3 separate regions of the Homo sapiens genome follow, and all the other regions are linked to region 1. The links are chromatin loops, found by intact Hi-C in ENCODE. Cell type or tissue: A673. All regions are shown on one strand.

Region 1 (8,000 bases):
GGCATGTTAAAGATACAGACTTACAGGCCCAGAATCCCCAGGAGGAGGGGTAGTTCTGGAGTAGTTGCGATTCTGCCAAATTTGTAAATTACTGCTACAGTTCACTCTTTCTAAAAAAGATTGAGATATAATTCACATACTATAAAATTCACCCTTTTAAAGTGTACAATTCCAGGATTTTAGTATGTGCAAGCATTATTACTATCTAATTCCAGAGCATTTCATCACCCTAAAAAGAAACCCCATATCCATTAGCAGTCACTCTCCATCCCCCTTTTCCCCCAACCCATATCAACCACTGATCTGTTTTCTGTCTCAATGGATTTGCCTATTCTGGACACTTCATATAAATGGAATAATAAAATACGTGCCCTTTTGTATCTGGCTTCTTTCAGTTAGCATAGTGTTTTCAAGGTTCATCCATGTTATAGCCTAGATCAGTACTTCATTCCTTTTTAATGCTGAGTGGTATTCCATTGTATGGATATACAGCATTTTGTCTATTCATTAACCAGTTGCTGGCCTTTTGGGTCATTTCCACCTTTTGAGTATTATGAACAATGCTGCTGTGAACCTTCATGTACAAGTTTTAGCATGAACTTGTGCTTTCATTTCTCTTGGGTATATACCTAGAAGTGAAATTGCTGGGCCGTGTTGTCATTCTATGTTTAATATTTTGAGGAAATGACAGATTATTTTCCACAGTGGCTGTATCATTTTTATATTTCCACCAGCAATGCAGGAGGGTTCCCATTTCTCTACATCCTTACACACACTTGTTATTTTCTGAGTTAAAAAAAATTTATCCTAGCCGTGGTAGTGGGTGTGATGTGGTACCTCATTGTGGTTTTGATTTGCATTTCCTTAATGACTATGATGTTGAGCATCTTCTCGTGTGCTAATGGAAATTTGCATATCTTCTTTGGAGAAATTATTTGTCCAAATTTCTCTTGTGCATTTAAAAAAATTTGGGTTGTCTTTTTATTCTTGGGTTGTAAGAGTCCTTTATACATTCTGAACACTAAACCCTTATTAGATATATGATTGGCAAATATTTTCACCCATTCTGTGGATTATTTGTTCACTTTTCTTGATCTATAGCTCACTTTCAACCCCCTTTTTGCAGATGAAGAAACTGAGGCTCAGAGAAAAAAGTGGCTTGCATGAAGTCATGTTTAGTGAGAGTCAGTGGCAGAAAGCTCTTTCTACTTAGCCATACTGGGGGTATAGGGAAGTGGGCTGTGAGGGTGGAGCAAATCAGCAGCATGGATAAGTCAAACCAGGGCCTAGCCCACCAACTATTTCTCTTTGCTTTTTGTATGCACGATCCCATTTTGGTAGATGGCTTCTCTTGATCATTAAGTCCTACTCAAGCCCCTCCTAACATTACATTACTTTCCTGATAGTCCATCAACAGTTGGTTAGAGAAAGTAGCCCAGAATTAAACCCCTCCTGGGGATAATCTACATGAGGATGATGAAAAAATCATGCCAGTGTGCATCCACAAGTTATTCTGTGGTGCATGATGATCCATGGAGGGCTGAGAAAGGAACTGGAGTACTGGAACCCTTGCCTCGGTTCAGTGACAATGAGGAGCCCCATGTACCAAACCACCCTTTTGGGGTGTGAATATGTCTTTGTGTTCAGGATTACATCTTTCACATTTCAACCTCAAAGCAAGAGAAAGCTTTTCCTTTTTGGCTTCTTCATGTCAAACATCAGCCAAGCTAATGTTAAACCCATGATGAAAATTAGCCAAAATTTACACACGAATATATATATATATATATACACATCCTGGCTTGGACAGCAGGCAAGGACAATTAGGCAATTTTAGAAATGATCCCTTTGCTTACACCTCAATTAAGAGAGTTCACTCCGATTTTAGGTAATTCCCAACATTTGAGCAAATTCTTAAGTTTCTTTGTTGTTGCTTGTATGATAACTTACTTAGAGAGCTTGAGAAGGTGGCAGGTCTTGTGGTGTGTTCATATATACATTGAAAGTGAATTCAGTTATGCTTTAAATTTATCTGAAAATTTCATGGCATTCAATTGCTCCTCCTACAAGTGTTGATTGAGGAGTTCGTGGGTGCAATGCCTTATGCTGGATGCCAGGACCACCTTAATTTACCTTTTTAGGCCTTAGTTTCTCCCTTTGTAAAATGTAGGGATGGGTTAAATCAGGGTTTGTTAAATTTTATTTTTTGGTGGCATATTTTCTCTAGGTAAAATCTTATTTGGAACTCTAATAAAAATGACAGACTGAATAGAGCTGTTTTGGGATGGGGGGCCTCCCCTTAAATACCCCACACCCACACCTAGGTGTCCCAGGGCCTCTGATTTTTTTCAGAGCAGAGCTAGAGGGGCTGAAGACCAGCAGGGCCCTACCCTTGATGCTGCAGATCCATGTTGCTGGGCCTGCTCTCAGCTCTTTTTCGCTGCTACCTCCTGCTGGATTGGGGAAAAGTCTGGGTTGGAGCCTGCTTAGAGGTGACGCTTCATCAGAGAGCTGAGCATCTTCTGCTTCCTCCTCCCCCACCGAGCCTCCTCCTCTCTCCTACTCTCTCCATCAGTCCAGTATTTCTGGAGGCCTAAGCAGATTTCAGACAAAAGAAGCTCTAGGCCCAGTCCACCTCCTCTGTCTCCCCAAGCCAGAGGGAGCTTGGAGCCCTTTTGCCCTCTCCTACGCAGAGGGAGACTCCACCAGAGAAGGCCAGGAGCTTCGGGAGGATGTAGGCTGGGTACTCCAGACTTCTGGGGCCGACTGTTGGTTCCCTCTCTCCTCATTGCCTGTGAAGGAGCACAAGGAATTTCACCCCAAAATATGGCTCCCTGGTATAAGGAGTATTTTGAATTAAAGTTCTCTAGACATCAACAGGCACTGGATGTTTCCCCCCCCACTACAACGTGGGGTACGTTGTCCCCACGGACAGACCCTCCAAGGGGAACAATTTTTTTTCCTTCCCTGTTATCTTATTATCTATTGCAGAAAAGAAAACCAAAAATGTTTGGTTTCTTTTCACAGAATAACGTGTCTCTCAGGGTCGTTTAAATTCCAAAGAGAACTGTTTACACGTTAATCTGTGTTCCCCAATTCAGTCATTCTCATTGGTAATCATTTATTGCCCCTCAGCAGAATTCCTCTTCTCCCCCTTCCCATAACCTGTTTGCCACGATCCAAGTCCCCATTCTTTGTGTAACCTCAAGATGGTATCTAAGCTTCTGCCCCCCACTGCGGGCGTGGGTAATCACTCCGTGATTCTCCCTGTGCACATGTTAATACATTTGTATGCCTTTTCTCTGATTAATCTGCCTTCTGTGAGTTGATTTTTCAGCGAAACTTCCAAGGGTGAAGTTGAAATTTTGCCTTGGTCCCTACACTTGCTTCGGCCAGAGCAGGTTCAAAAGGGGCTCCAGAAGGGAACTGGATATGGAGGGGACTTTAACTGGAGACAGAGGTCACCTGCCTCATTTTGCTCACTCTGAGGCTTGAAGAGAAATGCCCACAGCCTGTAGCATACGGCTGAACAGGCAGGGTTGGGGGTAGGAAGCAGGAAGAGGCTAGAAGCAGGGGGTAGGAACTAAAGAAAGAAAGCAGGCATGGGGGAGGGGTGGTCCTATTTTCCTGGTATTCAGAGGGGCTGGTCAGCAGCTGATGGGTCTCCAGGCAGTGGTGTACGGATGGGGCCAGAGCCTATTCTCAGGGTCCAGGTGGCCAACTGACTTGGAGGACTGCCTGGCCCTCATACCCACACCCCCCTTCACCCCACAAAAAGGGAACTCCCGAGCTAGTGCCCATTTCCCCAGCCCACCAGGAGGAGGGGGTGGCTGGGGAATATTCTACCATTTTCCAGATGGAGAAAAGTGAGGCCCAGGGAGGTGAAAAGCCTAGAGCAAGAGCCATCGCCAGCCCCATGGACTGAGCCTCAGGGCAGGGGTGGTGAGGGTGGTCAAGGGATGAGAGGGGTGGGGTGGGGTGTGAGGTTGAGCTGAGCCGGCTGGGACTCTAACCACCAGCTCTTTATTTAGCTTGGGGTCTGAAGCAGCTAAACGAATGTAAATGAAATTCCACAAGTGAAAAGGGTTTCTCTGGTGAGACTCCTCCGTTACCAGCCCAGAAGCTAGGTATGCGAGGACCCACCCCAGGGAACATTGGCATAGAGCCCAGGCAGCCACTGGGTGGCGCTGTCTCTCCATCCAAGTGTTTAGGCGGGTTTCAGATGCCAGGGCAAAGAAGTCACCCCCATTCATGCCCCATCCTGCCAGGCCCTTAACAAAGGCGCCTGGGTTAGGGCAGGGAAAACCAGTTTTGACAAAACTCCATGTGTCCCCTGGCACGTGGGTGGGAAATGGAGGGTCCAGACTGGCAGGGCTCAGGAAACCCAGAGGAAGGGACAGGCAGTTGATTGGGGCCCCTGGGGGCCGCCCTGTTTCTCAACCACTCTTGGAGCTGAGAAGCTCCAGGTGTTTTGAGCCTAGAGATGAGGGAGAACAATTCTCCCCATTTCATCGGCGAACACACTGAGGCCCGGAGTTAAAGGACCCAAAGATAAGCTTTTGAGCAGCCTAGGAAGCACCCCTTCCCAAAACTTACGTTTCAAAGTGAGCCCCTTTTTGGCTGGGCCACAGCGGCGACGCGGAGAAGGGGGCTTTAGAAATGCTAATACCATGCGTGAGTGACAGTGCGAGGACAATGGAGGAGGGCGCTGTGAATGGGGCCGCCGAGGCCTGGGAGCCGGGCTCCCCACGTGGGAGCCAGGTGGGGGAGGGGCGGGAGGGGAGAAGCCGGTCCCAGCCTAGAAGCTCCGAGCCTGGGCTAATTGGAAGGGGCTGCAGCTCTGGGGGCAGGATGGGGGTGGGGATTACCTGCGGGTCGGCCGCGGAGGGGCGGGGCTCCGAGGAGGTAGGGGGCCCTGCCGGCACGGGGAGGGGGCGCCGGAAGAGCCTTGGACCTGCTGACCTGGAGACCGGGAGAAAAAAAAGCGGGGAAGCTGAGGGGTCTGGATAAGCCCCGACTTAAGGAAGGCAACAGCAGGTGACTTGGAATAGTGTGGAGGGGGCCCGAGAACCCGTTCCCTCATTCGTTCATTCTGCATCAAAAGGTGGTTAAGAGGCTGCTCTCCAGTCACACTGCTGGAAGTCTTTTCGGGCTCCCTGGCTTATTCACCATGTGCTCTCCAGCATCAGTCACATTGGAATAAGAGCACCTGCCTCACGAGACACTTGGGACAGCGCAGGTAAAGTGCTTAAGAAAGTGCCTAACAAAGCGCTCAGTAATGGTGAGGGTTTGTTTGTTTGTTTTTGTTTTTGTTTTTTTGAGACAGAGTCTTGATCTGTCACCCAGGCTGGAGTGCAGTGGCGCGATCTCAGCTCACTGCAACCTCCGCCTCCCGGGTTCAGGCGATTCTCCTGCCTCAGCCTCCCAAGTAACTGGGATTACAGGTGCCTGCCACCACGCCCGGTTAATTTTTGTATTTTTAGTAGAGACAGGGTTTCACCATGTTGGCCAACCTGGTCTTGAACCCCTGACCTCAAGCGATACACCTGCCTTGGCCCCCCAAAGTGCTGGGATTACAATTGTGAGCCACCGCACCCGGCCAGTGGTGAGCTCTTTTCTTTCTTTTTCTTTTTTCTTTTTCTTTCTTTTTTTTTTTTTTTTTTTTTGAAATGGAGTCTCGCTCTGTCGCCCAGGCTGGAGTGCAGTGGAGCGATCTTGGCTCACTGCAAGCTCCACTTCCCGGGGTTCACACCATTCTCCTGCCTCAGCCTCCCGAGTAGCTGGGACTACAGGTGCCTGCCACCTCGCCCGGCTAATTTTTTGTATTTTTAGTGGAGACGGGGTTTCACCATGTTAGCCAGGATGGTCTCGATCTCCTGACCTTGTGATCCACCTGCCTCGGCCTCCCAAAGTGCTGGGATTACAGGCGTGAGTCACCGCGCCCGACTAGTGGTGAGCTCTTATTATGAATTTGATAAATAGTGATTCATGCCAACTGTTAGCCCTGGGCTTGGCTTGCTCATCTGTGGTTCAGAGGTTGGTGTCCTACCCTGTGAGGCCGGCTATGCTGAGGGAAAGAAGAAGGGACTCCACCTGGACACCAGGCTCTGGTCTGTGGAAAAATCAGAGGCCTGATGTGTGGGCCGCAGAGCCTGGGGGCCTGTGTGGGAGGGTCCCTGGGATGGCGCTGGCCCTTGGGGTCTAGGGAAGTAGGGCTCCCTTTGGGACTCCTGGAAAGATGCAGCAGCCCCAGGAGTGGTTGTGTAGTGAGGGGCATCCCAGTCAGCTCCTGGGGGCCCACTGTCAAACTCAAGCTCCTCTAGTAGAGTCAGTCAGAAGGCGAGAGAAGAGGTCCCAACCAAACTCTACAACAGTCACCTCCAACTCCAACTGTACCAGGCAACCCATTTGGGGAATGAGAGAAAAATATCACAATATATGTTTTATTTATTTTTACCTCACCTTTTAACAGTTTTGACGTTCAGCATGTCATTTGTGATATACCTAATCAATTAGTAAAGTAATGCATGTATAATAATAGCAACACATGTACACTTACTGTGTCCCAGACACCACATGCATTAACTCACAAGATCCTCACAACACCTTATGGCCGTAAGTAGTATTACCAGCTCCACTTTCCATAGCATGTGGAAAGAGATGGAATCACCTGCCCAAGCAAAAAGCCAGCATGCAAACTCACACAGGCCAGGCCCAAAGTCTGTGTTCTTAATCACTATTGTGTATAAACAAATTTCTGTGAATATGTTGAGTTGGTGTGCTCAAAATGCTTTAGTGATAAGAGTTCATGATTTTAAAAGTTTGATGACCGTTGCCCTGTCACCAAACTCCAGGACAGCAGCTCCAGAAGGATCCTTAAAGATGTTCATGGTGTGGACAGAAACACTAAAGCACAGCGAAGGACAGGACTTTGTCCTAGATCACACAGCAAGTACATGACAACACCGGGCCACTAATCTGGATGTTCTGCCTCCCATAATAAAAATTAACAAGTGCTCGGTTGCTCCTACATTCCCTGTCTCCCACCCTCCCCTCCCCCACACTTCCCCTCCCCGACACTTCCCCAGAATTCTCTTCCTGCTTCTCCTGTCTTCCTAACCCCCAAATGCAGGCAGAGCAGCTGCTTCTGGCTTGCAAGGATGGCTTTCCGGACTTTGGCCAGGATCCTCCTAGTAACCCCTTGGCCCAAGCCCGGGACGGCCACTGTCCTGTGGGAAAGGAGGCCAGGAGGGCAGGCCTTGAACAACTGGCATGAAGGTGGGCAATGGCCATGGACAGAGGCAGCTGAGGAAGCAGGGGGCTCTAAACCTCCAGGATCTCCATCCTGGAGATCGTTCAGAAGTGGAGAGAGAGATGCATAGAGAATAGATAGACATAGAGCAAAGAGATGCATAAATAGACCTATAGTTACTTAGATATAGAGGCATTTAGATATATAGATAGATATAGAGATACAGAGCTATGGAAATTTATAAATGCATAGATAGATAGTTACATAGTCATAGAGATTACAACATAGATACATGCAAATTCTTCAGATTAGAAACATAGAAACATTCTTATGTAAAAGCCTTGTTAGAAAGCTTGGCTATGTAAAGTAACGCAGGATTCTCTCCTTTGGGCTGGAAAGATGTGTCACCCAGTACACAGGGAATCACAGAATCAGCTCCTCTCTTAGGCTCTGAAGCTGTCTAGTCTCATTTCCATGCAATCCTGGGCCCTCCCACTCCACCACCAGGAGGTCAGCCAGCCTCTCTTGCCTCTCTTACTCCATCCCTCTGTGAAAAGCCCTGATGACTATCAAGTCCTTCCCTGGATTGAGCTGAGTACTACCTCTGTGTGGCTGCCACCTGTGGATCACAGCTCTGTACCCTGGGGCCACCAGACCCTAGTCTGCCCTCTCTACCCAGTGGCAGCTCTTTAGATGTATGAGGTCAGAGACCATCTCCCCCAGAGCCTTCTCTTGGCTTTTCCCACCT
Region 2 (8,000 bases), 130 kb after region 1:
CTAACATACTTCCTCAATCATTTGCTTATTTGATCTCCACAACAGCCCATGCAGGAGGCAGGGGAGAGACTGGGATCCTCATTTGTCTGGTCTTAAAAGTGAGGCTCAAAGGAAAGGGAAGTGATTTGTCTAAGGCCACACAACTAAAAATGGTCAAGGACTTGAGCCCAGATCTTCTGAGTCCAGGCCCAGAGTTGGAAGAACTCACCCAAGAGGACAGAGTCACTCTTACTTCTCTCCCTGTTTCCTTCACCTATGCTGAACTCCATTCCTTTGGTGGATACACCTCATGGCAAGCCCTGTGCAGGGCACCAAAGATGCAGAGATGAAACTACACAAGCTCTGTTCTTGAGGTGGTCTGAGGGATGCAGAGGCGAGAGCCCAGAAGTGCTGTTCCAAGGAGCTAAGAGCTGCTAAGGACCACAATGGAGGCACATACAAAGTGTGGTAAAAGCACAGAGGAGGGAAGGCTAGTGTCATGTGGGGGACAGGAGGAGGTGGGGGATGGGTTGAGGGAGAGAGGATGGGGCAGTGGAGAGATGGCATTCAAAAGAGTGGGTGGAGCATTTTCTGAGCTGGTAGCAAGGTGTTTGGCCTGGAAAGTGGGTGGCCCAGCTGCAGATGGTGGATTAGCCCCAATGCTGTCTGCCATTGATGAGCTGGCATTATGCCACCAGCCTCTTGCTCGGGCTCCTTCGTCCCTGCATTGGCCACAGCAGTAAGTAGGACAAAGAGCTCTTAGCGGAACTGTATCCTCACTGTGTTTTCGCATTGAAGAGGTAAGGAGGAGAGGACAGAAACCAGGAAAAGGTTAACTAGCGAGAGAGGGGACTTCAAGCCTAGGTGAGAATGAGTCATCTTAGCTCCCAGAGAGCTGGAAGCCATGGTGGAATCTTCCCAGGCTCATCGGTGATCCGTGGGCATGCAGATTTGACAAGGGAGAGGCTTGACCTCATCAAGTTGCTGGCATGTGTTGGTCACAGAGCTGGGATGTCAGAGATCCTGCAGAGCAGGTAGGCATCTTGGGGTGGGAGGCCTGAGTCATCAAGTCCCAGCAGTTGAGAGCAAATCCGCTCCCAACCTGGCGTTCTTAACAGTACGGAGGCCCGTTCTTTCCACTTGACATTCATTATCTCAGTGCATCCTCACGCTAACCCTGTGACTTAACCCCATGTTGCACATGAGGCTCAGCGGGAAAGGACCTGGCCCAGGTCACGTAGAAGTAAGTGGTGGCCTGTGTGCTTCTCACTCCCTGCCTGCGCAGAGGCGGCCTCCCATTGTGAGCCAGCCAGAAGCAGAGCATTCTGCCGCTTTCGTTATCAGAGAGGAAGAAACTGACAGGTACTCAAGGGACCCCAAGTTTATGCTGGTGCTAAATTGGGAGAGAAACACCTCATGTGGGCCCTTGCCTGAGGGGCACTGAGCAGCCCAGTGGTCAATGTCCTGGGCAATGGCTTGACAACCCAACAGACACCGTTAACACATGGCTGTTTTCTTCTCGATTTTCATCAGATAATGTTTATTTCTCTTCCCGATTATGAAAGGCACACAGGCATGCCTGTTTCTTGAAAGGGCCTTTGATAAGAGCCGAGGGCAGTACATGAAAGGGCTGCTCCGAAAGGGCCATTCTGCCAGCGCTTATACGCATGTGGCCAGGGTGGTTTTTTTGGTTGGTGTTTTGTTTGTTTGTTTGTTTTTTGGTTTTTTTGTTTGTTTGTTTTTTTAGGAGATGAGGGGAACAACCAGAGCGGTGGGCGCCCACCATGGCGCATGGACGCTTCCCCCCATCCCAGTGTGCCTCACAAAGGGACTCTTGTTCCCTCTGTCTTGGGGCAGGCCCTAGGCACTCTCACTTTTAGAGGCTTCACCCCACAGCGTGTCATATATATGAAAATGCTCCCACATCCCATATTAAATGTAATTTTTGCCATAAAATATTTCAAAGGATTTTATAATTCCGCTTTCGAAATTATTTGCCTATGAGTAACTCGTTTCATTCCCAATTGGCTCTGATTTCTTTGTAATCACTGTGCATACTTGGGAATTCTTGCAAAGTGAGGAAATCTAACCAACAAATTGTTTTCAAATGTAATGAAATTTTTAGGAATACTAAATTTAACAATTAATGAGGTTGGTATTATATTACATTTTGTAGACGTATAATAGAACATTTATTAATTCCAATTCTGCTGTTTTCTTTTCATATTTTAGAGCCAATAAATTTTCTTGGGGCTCACATGTTTTCATAGGCCCCTGAAAAGCCCGGAGGCCCTGGGTACTGTGCCTTTAGTGCCACGTGGAAAGAACAGCTTGGGCTCAGGACTTCAGGTGGTCTCCACCCGGCCACTGGAGAGAATGAGACAAAAAAGCCCCAGGTATCTTTCAGAAGGGGAAAGAGGGTGATGTGAGCTCCTCTGTGCTAAGTACTTCCTCACACATCATCTCCTACAATCCTCTCGCCACTCTGAGAGCCAGCTATTGTGATTATTTCTATTTTACAGATGAGGAAACTCAAGAAGCTATGAAAGGTGAAGGCATTTGCTCAGAGTCACACAGCTACTGAGGAGCAAACCAAGGATTTAACCCTTCATCCCTTTAGCTTTGAGGATCTTTCAGCTGCCCAGTGCCCGTGAAGATGAATAAATATTAACTATTACTATTATCATTATCAGAATCTTCCTCTCCCTGAAGGAATTAAGAGAAGAAAAAGCATCCTCATTCTACCGCTTACTAGCTGTGTAACCATGGGTAATGTACTTAATCTGTCTGTGCCTCAGTTTGTTCACCTATAAAATGGGGATATAGGACCTACCTCAAAGAGTTGTTGTGAAGAGTCATGAGTGAATACATGCAAAGCATTTGGCAAAGTGCCTGACACACAGTAGTGTTCAATAAGTGTTAACTATTATTATTATCATTGTTATTATTATAGTTCTCTGAGCACCAGGATCCAGGCTACCCACTGTGTGAGGCTCTAAGTTGGAGTCGCTGGGATATTGGGAAACAAAGAACAAAGAGGGCAGTGCATGGGCAACCTAAGCTTTTGGCTGGAACTGGGGCTTGCAAGATTTCTCCTTGAAAAGGATAATCTGATCTCTCAGGCTTGGAGGGGCCATAGATACCAACTGCCACCTGCCAGGCCTCTGGGACCCTGCAAGTAAGATGGGCTCCTTCACACCCAAAGCTGCCTAGGCTATTTTTAGTGATGATAGCAGCTGGCCCTGAGGCCTCCCAGAAAGCCTGGTGGAGAAAGGTGAGAAGAAGGGAAGGGGAGGGCCAGAGGGAATAGGAAGGATTCTGTTTGTGGCCGCCTGGCCCTCTTTCCTAGGCCTGCTTCAGTCCCTGGGGCCCACAGCACACCAGCGTGTGAAGTTTCTCCCTCAGTGCAACCTCTGCCCAGGGCCAGGGGAGCCAGAGACACTCACATCCCTCCCAGCCCAGCTCCTCATCTTGCAGGCACCCCACAAATCTCTTTCATTTGCCTCCTTCCAGCTGCTCAGAACCAATAGTCCTGGATGAATACTCAGGGCCAGATTGGAAGGACCCCAAGATCTCCCTTCAGGCTACAGAGGCCCAAAGCAGGGGAGGAATGTGGCCCCAGTCAGGCAGCCTGTCAGTGGCTTACCTGGGACTCAAACTCGGAGATACTGTCTTCCAGTCCAGTGCCTACATCACCACATCACTCCCTAGGCCCACTCTGTGGCCTTTGGCAAGTCCTACCCTGTTGGGGACATACACATGTTTGTGGTGGTGGCCCTGAGTCTGGTGAGAGGTCCAGCCTGAAGGAAAGTGGCTGCAGGGGCAAGTGAAGGGGGCTACCTCACATTGGCTTCCCCAGGGCCCAATGTGGTTCGGTTAAGTGCATTTTCCACAGCGCTTGCATGCTCCCATGTGCACATGCTTTGCCAGTATTATCTGGGCTGGGGCTCACCATGCCGCATGTGTAACCAGTTTGCCTATCCTCTCCCAATCTAGAGACGGTTGAAGCGATTCTAATTACAGCCTGCATTCCTGCTCTGTCTGAAGGCTTTCCCTTTTCCAAACGGTCTAGTTTTTTTTTTTTTTTAACTCAGCACTTGGCTCCCTTGCTCCCCGCTTCCGGACTACCGCAACACACACCTCATTCTCACGCCCTTCATCTCCTCCCCCTTTTCTGGGTTGGATTGTTCAACTTCAGCTTGATTTTCTGATGTCTGTGGCTTGGCAAGACTTAAGAAAACCCACTCTCGGTTGCCTCTGCATGCATGTGCGTGTGCGTGGGTGTGTGCTTGCATGTGTGTATGTGATGGTATGGGGTAATATGGCTGTGCATGGTGTGTTGGGCCTGTATGCATGGTGTGTGTACGTTGGTACATGCAAAAGTGTACATGCCTGCTTATGTACATATGATTTTGTCCACAAGTTCATGCTTCGTGGGGGGTTGGGCTAGGGTCTCTGTGTGCATACAAGTGTGTATCTGAGGGTATGCAGTCATGAGTGGCTGCTTGGAAGTTTGTTTCCATGCTTTGCTTGTTTGAAATTGTCTTCTCTCTCAACAGAGACACTGCCCCCTGCAGGTTATATGGGAGACCTACAGAGCTTCCCCTCGTTACAGGTCTTAGCTCACCCTCCGCCTCAGCACCACCAGCCAGTAGCAGGCAGGCAGTCTTTCAGCTTCCCCGTGTCTGCTGGCTTGACCTGATGAGCCCATTTTCTTGACGGAATCCTGCTATATCTCATTAGGACTCATATCCCTCTTTGCCTTGCTCACCACAGAAGCCAGGCCTCCTGGTCTTCCATCACCCCCCAAACTCCAATCCCTCCATTGCCGTGTACAGTCCCTACTTTGGGCCTCATCTTACATTCCTTCCAAGCTCCTCAAACCCTTCCACTCTGCCTTCTGGGACCCATGGTCTACTGGCAGCAACTGTTGCCCCTTCCCCATATGCTCAACCTCTTATAACCGTTTCCTTTATTTCTATACACCAAGGTCACAACTCTCCTGTTATATTTTGGGGGCTATATTTTTCTCTCACACCCCACATACCTCTGGGCAGGGAGATGGGGTAGATGTCCTCCTTGTTTCCCATGGCTGCTTCTAGACCACTTGTTTTCCTTCCTCCTTCTAAAACAATGGCTCTTCCAAAGACTGCCTCATCTCCCACCCCTCCTGAAGGCTGCCATCTTTTGACTGTATTTGTCGCTGCCCTCCATTCACTGAAGATGTTAGTAGGTGGCTGACTGTCTCCTCTCTACCCCCACATCCTGCAACTTCTTCATTAACATAGACCTACCACTCTGGCTTTTCTCTTCCTGGAGTACCTCACACCTCCAAGGATCTGGCCCTTCATCCCATCTGAGTCACTGATTCTCTTGGCCATACCCTTGACCTTGCCATCATGATTAATGACATCAGTTTAAGAATCTTGATTTCAATCATCTCACTTTTTGATCCTACACTCTATTATTCTTATTCCCTCTAGTACCCTTACCTACCAAGGCTCCGTCCTCACTTAGGCCTCGAATCCACTGCCCTGCTACTTTTTCCTCACCCATGCACTCCTCCAGCTTCTGCCTCATCACTCTGCTTTCCTTCACAGTGGGACCTCTCACACCAGATTTCTACACTCAATGTGTCTGCTTCCTCACAGCCCATTCTCACCTCTAGCTACCCTAGAGGACTTCCATCCTCACTGAAATTGCTCTTGTCAAAGATCACCAATGACCCAACATTGCCAACCCCAACGATCTGCCTTGCCTTTCTGGACCTCTCAGAAACATTGGCTATAGTTGACCACTCCCTCCTGGAGCCAGGCTTTCCTAGTTTCAGGCTTTCCTACTATTTCTCTGATTGTTCCTTCTCTGTTTTTTTGCAGGCTCTTCCTCTAAATGTTGGATCTTAGTGTTAGATGTTCTCATCTCCTCTACCTATATTTTCTCTATAAATGATCTCGTCAAGCCCCATGGCTTTAAATACCATCTATATGCCAATGACTCCCCCAGATTTGTATCTTCCATCTTGATCTTTGCCCTAAACTCCATGCTTGTATATCTAACCGCCTGGTTTGGTGGTGGTGGTGATGGGGAATCAAGTATTCTTTTGTAGCCAGAGTATATTTGAGATGCCTAACTAGACAATTCGAGTGGATATATGGAGGAATCATCCATTGGAGGTAATCAGGAAGAGCCTGACACCTCTACTGAAGTCTGTTGTAGCTAATTACCCATTTGATATCCACTTCTCTCTGGCCACCAGCCTAGGCCAGGCCACCATCATCTCTCACCTGGACTGGTGCAATACATTTCCCTGCTTCTACTCTTGCCCCTCAATAATCCATACCCCTTGTAGCAGCCAGAGTGATCTTAAAACACAAATTCAATCACACTCTTTAACATGTTTAAAGCCCTTTAATGGCTTCTCATCACACATAGAGTAAAACTCAGAGTCTTTATCCTGACTTATAAGGCTTTATGTGATATGGTCCCTTTCTGTCTCTCCAACTTCAGCTTTTACCCCTTTTCCCCATCACGTTCATTTCCACCTCAGTGCCTTTATGCTTTCTGCTGTTTCTTCCTCAAACCCTTCCCCCAGATTCCCACATAGCTGACTTTTTCTTGTCAACTGGGTCTCGACCCAAGCATTACCTCCTCACTGAGGCCTTCCGTGATCACTCAATCTAAAATAGCCCCCTCTAACATCATAATTACATAAGCCTGGTTTATTTTCTTCATAGCTCCTGTCACAATCTGGGATTAACTTGTTAACTTATGGTTACTTGTTTATTGTTCACCCCTTCCCCAGGCTAAATGCTAAAGTTCATGAAAACAAGGACTTTGGGCTGTTCACTGCTGTATCTCCAGTGCCTTGAAACAGTGCTTGGCACAGAGTTGGTGCCCCATAAACGTTCATTGAAATAATAAATATGCACGTATATATCTTCATTCAGTTGAGTTTTCAGAAGAGCCTTTTCCGTGGGTAGAGGACCTGCTCAGTTTCTACAAGGAACATGTGTGAATGGTGTGTGGGGCCTGTACACGTGCAAGGAGGAGAAGGGGTTGGGGCGCAGGGCTTTAGCAGCACCAAGAAGCCAGTGCAGGGCGGGCCAGACAGGCGGCTGAAGGGAGCCTGCTTCCCCTCCATTGATTGCATTAATGCCAGGGATTTGGAATGAGGCAGGTTGGGTAATGGGTGGTAATTCAGTCCAGGTTTCACACAAATTCACTGCTGAGAACCAGAGTGGGGAAGGATGAGAAAGACAGATGGGGAGAGAGACAGGCAATCCCCCAGAGCCAGTGCAAGGGTGAGCTCCAGGCAGCAGGGATAAGGCAAAATCTGACTGAGGACTGTAGTCCTGACCTCTGCCATATAGGTTCTCTGTGCTCATGGCGCTTTTTCTGGGCCCGAGGTCTTTGGGACAGGGGGAACCTCTTCTTGCAGAAATCACCTTTCTTCCCTTGGGAATAGGCCAGGCTGAGGTGTAGGAGTGGGTATGGGAAAAATACCGTGCTACTTTCTCATTGTGTGGTCTTAGGCAAGTTACTTCTTCTGTCTGTGCCTCAGTCTCTCATCTATAAAAAGGCCAAGATTGTTGCTTGCCCAAAGGGTTGTTGTGAGTATTCAAACAAGAGAAGGTGTGTGAAACTGGCTACCAGTGGTTGACACACAATCAGTGCTCAGTTGGTTGGATAACTTGAGACACACAAGGCATTCCCTCGCTCTTCCAAGTGCTCTGTCCTTGGTGTACACTTTTCTTCTTCACTCTGCCTTTAGCTTTAGAATAATACAATTTTAGGGAAATAGAGCTGAGATGGAGCCTCAGGCCAGAGTAGATCACAAGCTGCACACAGGTCAGCACAAAGTTTCACCATTTGAAGACTGAGCAGGATCTGAAGCTCTATGACTAGCTGCTGCAAAGCAAGTACGGATGAACTGGACCTCTTTCTGTGACAAGAGGACATTGGTGTGCAGGCATGGGCATGTGAAGGGGACAAGGAAAGAACACAGATGAGAGGGTCCAACT
Region 3 (8,000 bases), 1.0 Mb after region 1:
ACATGATATGTATTGAGCTTCCTATTAAGTCTTCCGTCTTGGGAAAGAGTGCTGGATGACTCTGAACAATTTCTCCTGGTCTCAGCCATTGATTCTTGGAGCGGGGAGAAACCATCTGCCATCTTGCTGCAAATACTGTTTGAAGGGACAAGATTCTCAGTGAGTCTACACATTGCTCCTGCTGCCTTGACCAGACGCCTTCCAAGTGACACTGAAGACACTGTAGGAAGCAGAAACAGCTTCTGTGTCTTTTTTTAAAAATTGCCTGTTAATTCTTGTTTCATATCAGGGGCCCTTGGACTTAACACTGAAGTACTGTGTGAGAAGGAAGACGGAGTCTATCGACAAGAGGTTCTGTTTTGACATAGAAACTAATGAAAGGTAAGCTGTGCCGCTGTGAATTGGCAATGTCCCCACGTGCCAGATGCTTAGCCTGGGTAGGTCTTTTATTTTCCTCCGTCATCCCACGTTGATGACAATGAGTAAGTCTATTCAGGACTTTGTTGTGAGTCTATTCAAGCCAGCTCTTCTGGCTGCCCTTCCCAGGGATCCCTGCTAGACCTGGCCCAGTGCTGCTTTTCTCTGTGCAAGCTTCTATCAGCTTTGCCTCACTTGCTCTGGGAAGAAAAAGTCTCTCCTGGGATTTAATTTGCTATCAGATGTGCAAAAGGTCAACATTTGGTGATCTTGCAAGAAGGAAAGGATAACAAAGCTCATTCTTTGTTAAATCTCCTAATATCACATAAAAGAACAAATGAATTGGCACACATTTTTGAGGGAGGGAAGATGGGGTGGAGGGTCGTGGTGTTATTAGAAAGTCATTTCCCCCCATTTGGTGCAAAAATGATGCAGACCTTCCCTACTTTACAGATACTCAATGAACTGGAAATAGTGTGATTATCACCTTTCAGATCTTACAGCTAAGGCTTGCACATTTTGGACTTCGTTGTGTTTGTTTCTCCCCAGTGCCCTCTTTTTTTACTTGAACCTGAGCAGTTTTATCAGAGGAGAATTTTAACCATTAAAATTTCAAATGAATGCATTTGGCATTATTGTGGAGAAAGACATGCTTTATAGTTGGGTGGTTGTACCAAAATAAACAGAATAAATCTGTTTCTAGATTTTATCTCAACCTTTTATTTCTAGATGTTAGATACTTAGTAATAGAATAGAATTTTGCAAAATGATCAGATTGCTAGAAAGGAACTTGAAGGGTGAATTACAATATCATGTGAACAAAACTAGCAGTGACTGGGATCATAACAATCAGACTAAATGATGAGGGCATTTTTAAAAAAATTGGGGAATAAAGGACTTAGCTTGTTTCATTATTTCAAAATTGAGAGATTATTATTTGACCCTCACAATTTCGATTTGTGAATTTATATCATTTCTTTGTTAAAAATGGATGATCCCAATTGAGGTGGCTCTGAAAGTACGTATTGTTGCCAGTAACCATGAGACTGTCACTCATTTTCCTGATAGCCTCAGTTCCAGTAGGAAGGGGAAAATTATTGTTGGCTGTGGCTTCCCTTTTTTGCAAATAATATCCCCAACTCAAGCAGTTGCAAACAGTTTGTCCCCGTGGTTAGGGGCTAGGATGAATTTATGTTTCTTGTACCTGGTGCTATGCATGGCTCATGATAAGTACTAAATTTGATGTTTATTTTTAAGTGTTTTTTTCTTATCCTAGAATGCTGAAGAATTTTCGACACTAGAACCCAGGGATTAAAGTTTTGATGCATCTACACTTTTAGTTATCATATACTGTGCACTTTACAAAACATTCCCTCATTTAATCTACACCCCCCCCATTTTACCAGTGAGGAAACTGAGACCCACATATATTTAACTGACTTGCCCAACTAAAGTCACATAGGAAATGGTGAGGCTGAGCTCAAACCCTGGTCTGTAGGTCTCCAAAGCCCATGCTGGTTTCTTTTTGTTTGTTTTGAGATGGTGTCTCTCTCTCTTGCCCAGGCTGGAGTGCAGTGTTGCACAACCTCTACCTCCTGGGCTCAAACGAGTCTCCTGCCTCAGCCTCCTGAGTAGCTGGGACTACAGGCGTGTGCCACCATGTCCAGCTAATTTTTGTATTTTTAATAGAAATGGGGTTTCACCATGTTGGCCAGGCTTGACTTGAACTCCTGGCCTCAAGACATCCACCTGCCTCGGCCTCCCAGAGTGCTGGGATTATAGGCGTGAGCCACTATGCCTGGCTCCATGCTGTTTTTAATTTTTTATATTGTCTATTATAAGCAGAAGAAACAAGCTGCAAAGTAGAGCGTTAAATATAATAATGAACAGGTGCTGAGGCCCCTCTCTGCATGTGGAGTCTTTTGAGTGACATGACATCTGCTTTTCTGGCTAGTCAGTCTGATATAAGGAACAGAGTCAGGCTTCCTAGCAGGCATCAGGCAGCTGTACTCACATTCCCTGGAGCACAGAGCAAAGGGCTCTTGGAGCCACTTTTTCTATGTCAGGAAGAGAGGATAAGATTTTTTATTTTTTTAACTTTTAATTTTTTAGAGAGAGGGTCTTACTCTGTTGCCCAGGTTGGTTTGCAGTGGCACAGGTTCAAGTGATCCTCTTGCGTGAGCCTCCTGAGTAGCTGGGACTGACAGGTGTGCACCACCATATCTGGCTAATTTTTTATTTTTTATAGCTATGGGACCTTGCTATGTTGCCCAGGCTGGTCTTCAACTCCTGGCTTGCAGTGATTCTCCTGTGCCAGCCTCCCAAAGTGCTCATATTACAGGTGTGAGTCACTGCACCTGGTTCTAAATTTAGGCTCTTAGCAGTATTTAAAATGACAGGCTCATAGCAAGGCAGAGCTTGAAATGTTTTAATAACAGCAACAACAATAATTGTAATAATAATAAAAACAATTGCTAACATTTGCCAAGTACCTCCTTTGTGACAGGCACTGTTATCAGCCATTTAAGCGTATAATTTCCTTTAGTCGTCACCACAGTCACATGAGGGAGGTGATGTTATTTGAATTTTGGTTTGTGAATCTGTATCATTTTTGTGTTAACAATGGATGACCCCATTCAAGATGGCTGTGGAAGTATATATTGTTGCCAGTAACCACAAGACTGTCATTAAGAGGTGCTTTAATGAAGTAAGAGAAGGTAGGACAGGAACCCCATGATTCCAGCAGGTAGAACAGGATTCCTGTGATATCAGTAATGGAAAGGACCTCCCAGCTCCTGTGTTCCAGAACCCTTTCAGATAAAGAAACTGAGGTCTAGAAAGGCCTAGTTACTTATCCAGGGTGGCTGAACTCTCTTGGCATTGCTTTTATCATTCTATGACTCTAGGAGAGGTCTCATCTTATCACAGAATTTGTGGAAGGAACAATGTTTTCCTAATGGCTCAGCAAGCCAGGAGAATGCAAGGAGACTTTATACCTTGCATAAAGTATGGTTAATCTCAAAATTCCAGATGAGTCACAAAGATCTAAAAAGACCATAAAGAGCATAACAGCTTGGGATATCTCTGGGTAGTTAGTAGTGTCTTAGTCCATTTGTGATGTTATGACAAAATACCTGAGACTCAGTAATGTATAAACAACAGAAATTCATTTGTCACATTTCTAGAAGCTGGAAGTCCAAGCAGTTTCAGTGTCTGGTGAGGGCCTGGTCTCTGTTTCCAAGATGGCATCTTGTTGCAGTGCCCTCCAGAGAGCACCAACACCGTGTCCTCATATGTCAGAAGAGATGGAAGGGAATGAACCTACTCTTTCAAGTTTTTGTAAAAGGGCCCTAATCCCATTCATGAGGTTCTACCCTTATGACTAACTCACCTCCTAAAGGTCCCATTTCTTAATATCATCACATTGGTAGTTAACTTTCAACCTATGAATTTTGGGGAATATTCAGACCACAGCAGGTAGCCTGCAAATAAATAGAATAAAACAGGGTTCGAAGCCGTGTGCCAGGCAGAAGAGGCCTTATATTGTAGTAATGAAGAATATGGCTGCTGGACCAGACTTTCTGGATTTAATTCCTGTCTCTAGTAGTTCCCTGCTATATGACCTTGGATAATTACTCTGTGCCTCAGTTTCCCCTTCTGTGAAATAGAGATGATTACTGTAACTGCCTTATTATATATATTAACTGAGTTAATATACATAGTTTACTTGGAACAAAATTTGTCACCTAGTAAGCATTCAGTAAATATTAGTTGTTTTTATTAGTCATAAAATTGCTTATTAGCCAAAACGCCTCCTCCCTGTGTCTTAGCCAGTACTCATGTTGTTGAATTTATTGCAACTCAAAATGTTTCTTGGACATCGCAGGTGCTGGAAGAAGCAAAGCCATTTTACTGAGAGATAATGTGCCTCTGATGTTCATGCTCATTCCTAGAGCTCAGACAAAGTGGCTGGCTTCCAACAGAGTAAGGCAGTGAGAGCCTTTGTTTGGTTCAAGCACAATGGGGCCAATTTAAGTGTGCATTATGGAGGCGTCTTGACAGTTACCTTCCTATTTCTTGCAGGATCTGGGCACAAGGCCACCAAGATACCACCCCCGCCTCCATGGTTCCCAAAGTTACTGTTCTGTAAATTGCCTATTGTTTTCTTGAGTAAAAGAGATTTTGAAAAATTAGTATTCTGTAAGCCTATGCTTGTTCAGTGTGACAAACTCCAGGGCAGAGAGGGACCCTAGATCACAAGACTCCATTCTCTCAGTTGAATTTTCTGCTTTATACTTACCATTTTTTTCCCCCTCAGGCCAGGAACCATCACTCTGCAGGCCCTTTCAGAAGCTAACAGAAGGCTATGGATGGAAGCCATGGATGGGAAAGAACCTGTAAGTTACCTGACACTGGGGAAACCTCCCCAGCATATGCCAGTGTATGAGTGCCCTCTAGTGGTATCAGTGGGTCTCAGACAATTAAATGGTAATGGATTGTTTAGTCTCAGTTTTAGAGCTGTAAGGAATTGTTTCCACATCTCTTAGCAGGTAAGGCAACTGGAGTTCCAGAAAGGTTGAGGGACTTTTCTGAGACCACCCTCAGAGAAGACACCAAAACCGGGCTTAGAATGCAGATCTCTCAGCTCCCTGCTCTAGTGTTAGACTATGTAGCTATGCCCATGAGCTTTTCTTCAGAAAGAATGAAGCCATTTTTCAGGTTATAAAATCAATATGTGTTAATTAATTAATATGTGTTAATATGAAAAATAATTGCCATAGTTATAAATAAGCACTTATTAAACATTTATTCAGAATGATTTTTCTGCCTCACCCTTATACCACCAACTCAGCTTATTCTCTTTGAGGGTACAGCTGGTAGCGGAGATGGCATTGCCATCCTGTATCACAAGATGTACCGTTCCATTTAGAACACGGTTATGCAGGAGGACAAGCAATCCCTTGAAAGGGTTACTGATTATCATCAAGCGACCAATAGAAACAGTTGGAAATAATTGAAAAACATTCTGGTTTCTTAGTGGCATATTAAATAATATCAGCTTCCTGGTGTTGGAATTCCAAAAGCTTGGATATAGGTACTAGTTCTGCCATTAAATGGCTATGTGACTCTGGGCAAATCATTTCACCTCTCTGAGATTCAGTTTTCTTCTCCTCAGTAAAAGGGCTTTAATAATTTCTTTCTACCTATCTCACAGGGTTGCTTAGAAAAAACAGATGGAAGTCATCTTGTAAACCACAATGTGCTAGCCGATCTGAATGATGGGATACAAAACTCCTAAGATCCAGCAGTGTTCAGATACAGTCTTATTTCTTTGCTGTATTCAAGTGAAAAACTGGCTAGGAGGGAAAATGCATTCTAGGTTTTTCTTTCTATGTGTCCTCAGTATCCTGGAGAATTTAGAGGGGTAACTAGATCCCAGATTGCACTTATAGTAAACTGGAAGGTAGCAGGAGAGACTTGGTATTCTGAAGACTGCCATCCAGAAAATATTCCAGCACTGTCTTCCTTCTGTCACCTTCCAGAAACCTGCTGCTGAACTCTTTCATGCTTGTGACATTTCTGTAGGCAGATGCTGGGAAGCTCAGCAAGGCATTTATCTTTCAATTCCCTCTCCCAAGTTTGCTCTCCCTTTAGGTTTTCAAGAATCAAAGGATGCAGATGGCTTTCTGTGGAGAATGATGTGAGCACATGGGCCCACTGAATGTGGATCCATACCAACTTGATCATGGCAGATTTTTCCACAAATCCCTTGTTTAGAAAAGTAGCAGAAAAGGCTGGCTGGCACAAAAATATCTCCCACTGAAATATCTGTGGGCATACACACATATGCAGAACTTATTTTAAGGAGAGGCTGTTCAAACAGACTCTTAACAGATGGCATATAGAGGGCTCATTTCCTGCAACCTCACATTACTAATGTTGTTGCTCCTTTACTAAACACTCCAGTTCACTAGTCTTACAAATCTCATCCATGCCTTTGCCTAAACTGTCAAAGAAGATCAGGGCTTGAAGGAATGTCTACTCCAACCCTGATCACTTTACTGATATAAATTTTGAGATCTGGAGAATGGAAAGGGCATGCCCAAAATTTCCTAAGAGGTAGAGGTAGAGCCAGGACTAGACTTCAAGAGTCAACAGTCTTCTTTCTGGTCTCTCACATAGCTATCACAGCACATACTCCAAGACAACACAGACAAATCTTGGTGTATTCATGGATCTCTTTCAGATGGACATTTGCCTTTCCACAGAGAAGTATTCATCAACCAGTCTTTGAGGGTGGGAGATTGGTGTTAGGAACATTTAAATTTTATAATGCCCATTAGACAGGTACATAGCCATGAGGAAAACACTTTCCTGGTCTCTTGCTTTATCATAAAAATGCCCCAGGTGTTACATAAGTAAATATCTAAGATGGATTAGCTAAAACTGTAGCTATGGTGAACTGTGTGAAATTCAGTGTAATTTTCAGGGATTGTTCAAGTATTTTCTTTCTTTCTTCCTTCCTTCCTTCCTTCCTTCCTTCCTTCCTTCCTTCCTTCCTTCCTTCCTTCCTTCCTTTCTTTCTCTCTCTCTCTTTCTTTCTTTCTTTTTTTTTTGACAGAGTCTCGCTCTGTTGCCCAGGTTGGAGTGCAGTGGTGTGATCTCAGCTCACTGCAGCCTCCACCTCCTGGGTTCAAGAGATTCTCCTGACTCAACCTCCCAAACAGCTGGGATTACAGGTGCACGCCACCATGCCTGGCTAATTTTTGGATTTTTGTAGAGATGGGGTTTCATGATGTTTGCCAGGCTGGTCTTAAACTCCTGACCTCAAGTGATCTGCCTGCCTTGGCCTCCCAAATTGCTGGGATTACAGGCATGAGCCACCACGCCTGGCCTGTTCAAGTATTTTCTAGCAATCTTGGCAAAGCAATTATGTTTAGCCCACTTGGCTATCTTTTTAACATCCTGGAGTTTCTAATCATTTTTAATGCCTATCTGGGGAAAGATATTTAATATTATGTTCTCTGTTTTCCTATATTGATTGACAATAGCCATGGATCTTTCTGTTTATCTTCTTTTGTAGATCTACCACAGCCCTATAACAAAACAGCAAGAAAGTGAGTCACTTAAGTTTTTGGTCTACTAGCATTATAAACTGCCAGCTGTCCGATTCATAGTAAATACCATCATTAATGATGTGTACTACTAACGCAAGTCTGAATATGGATGCCTTTGTGTGAAATAAAATTCAGCCATATATTTTTTAAATGTGTCTGGTAATTGAACTAAGGTAGACACTTGGTGTTAGCTTACATCGTGGGTAGAGAAACATATCCTTCCTGTTCTGGAAGCATGATAGAAATTGTATTTTTAGGCTAACATTTCACATATGACTTTGCTCATGCTGAAAGCAGACAATTCAAAGGGCTAAATATAAGTATTTTGTGTTATAAGAGTTAAAATGTTAAACCTCCCCTGAAAAAATGACTCTTTCCATTTAAGGGTGACTAGAAATGAGCAACTAAAAACCCTTAGCTCTCTCAATGCAGTCCCTTTGCATGGTCATTAAATGTTTAATAGGT

Evidence for each region. A loop is a pair of places that touch in the nucleus more often than their neighbours do. Peaks named below come from ENCODE experiments on the same cell type or tissue, not always from the same donor. Only the 100,000 strongest peaks of a DNase experiment are listed, where the experiment ranks them.
Region 2: it touches region 1 in a loop (3-fold over the local background); 54 of 110 quality-filtered maps call a loop at or near these places.
Region 3: a loop joins it to region 1, with 10 times the contacts of the local background. A loop is called at or near these places in 4 of 110 quality-filtered maps.

The regions. Positions count from the first base shown.
Region 1 is chrX:69,218,483-69,226,482 of GRCh38, reverse strand. No RefSeq gene overlaps it. Among named protein-coding and RNA genes, the nearest start is that of LINC00269, 43 kb to the right of the region's middle. RefSeq lists an enhancer at 3,356-4,127. In A673, a CTCF peak has its summit at 4,172 (motif pointing right); a DNase peak (open chromatin) is centred at 4,192; H3K27ac peaks cover 854 bases.
Region 2 is chrX:69,090,703-69,098,702 of GRCh38, reverse strand. LOC124905196 (a long non-coding RNA gene) reads left to right here and starts at 2,234. Exons shown (of 2, transcript XR_007068261.1): 1 at 2,234-2,375; 2 at 2,502-2,818. RefSeq lists an enhancer at 3,520-4,020. In A673, a CTCF peak has its summit at 4,559 (motif pointing left); a DNase peak (open chromatin) is centred at 4,552.
Region 3 is chrX:68,194,000-68,201,999 of GRCh38, reverse strand. It overlaps OPHN1 (oligophrenin 1), which reads left to right. Exons shown (of 25, transcript NM_002547.3): 11 at 290-381; 12 at 4,736-4,814; 13 at 7,502-7,535. Among named protein-coding and RNA genes, the nearest start is that of OPHN1, 240 kb to the left of the region's middle. In A673, a CTCF peak has its summit at 4,883 (motif pointing left); a DNase peak (open chromatin) is centred at 4,849.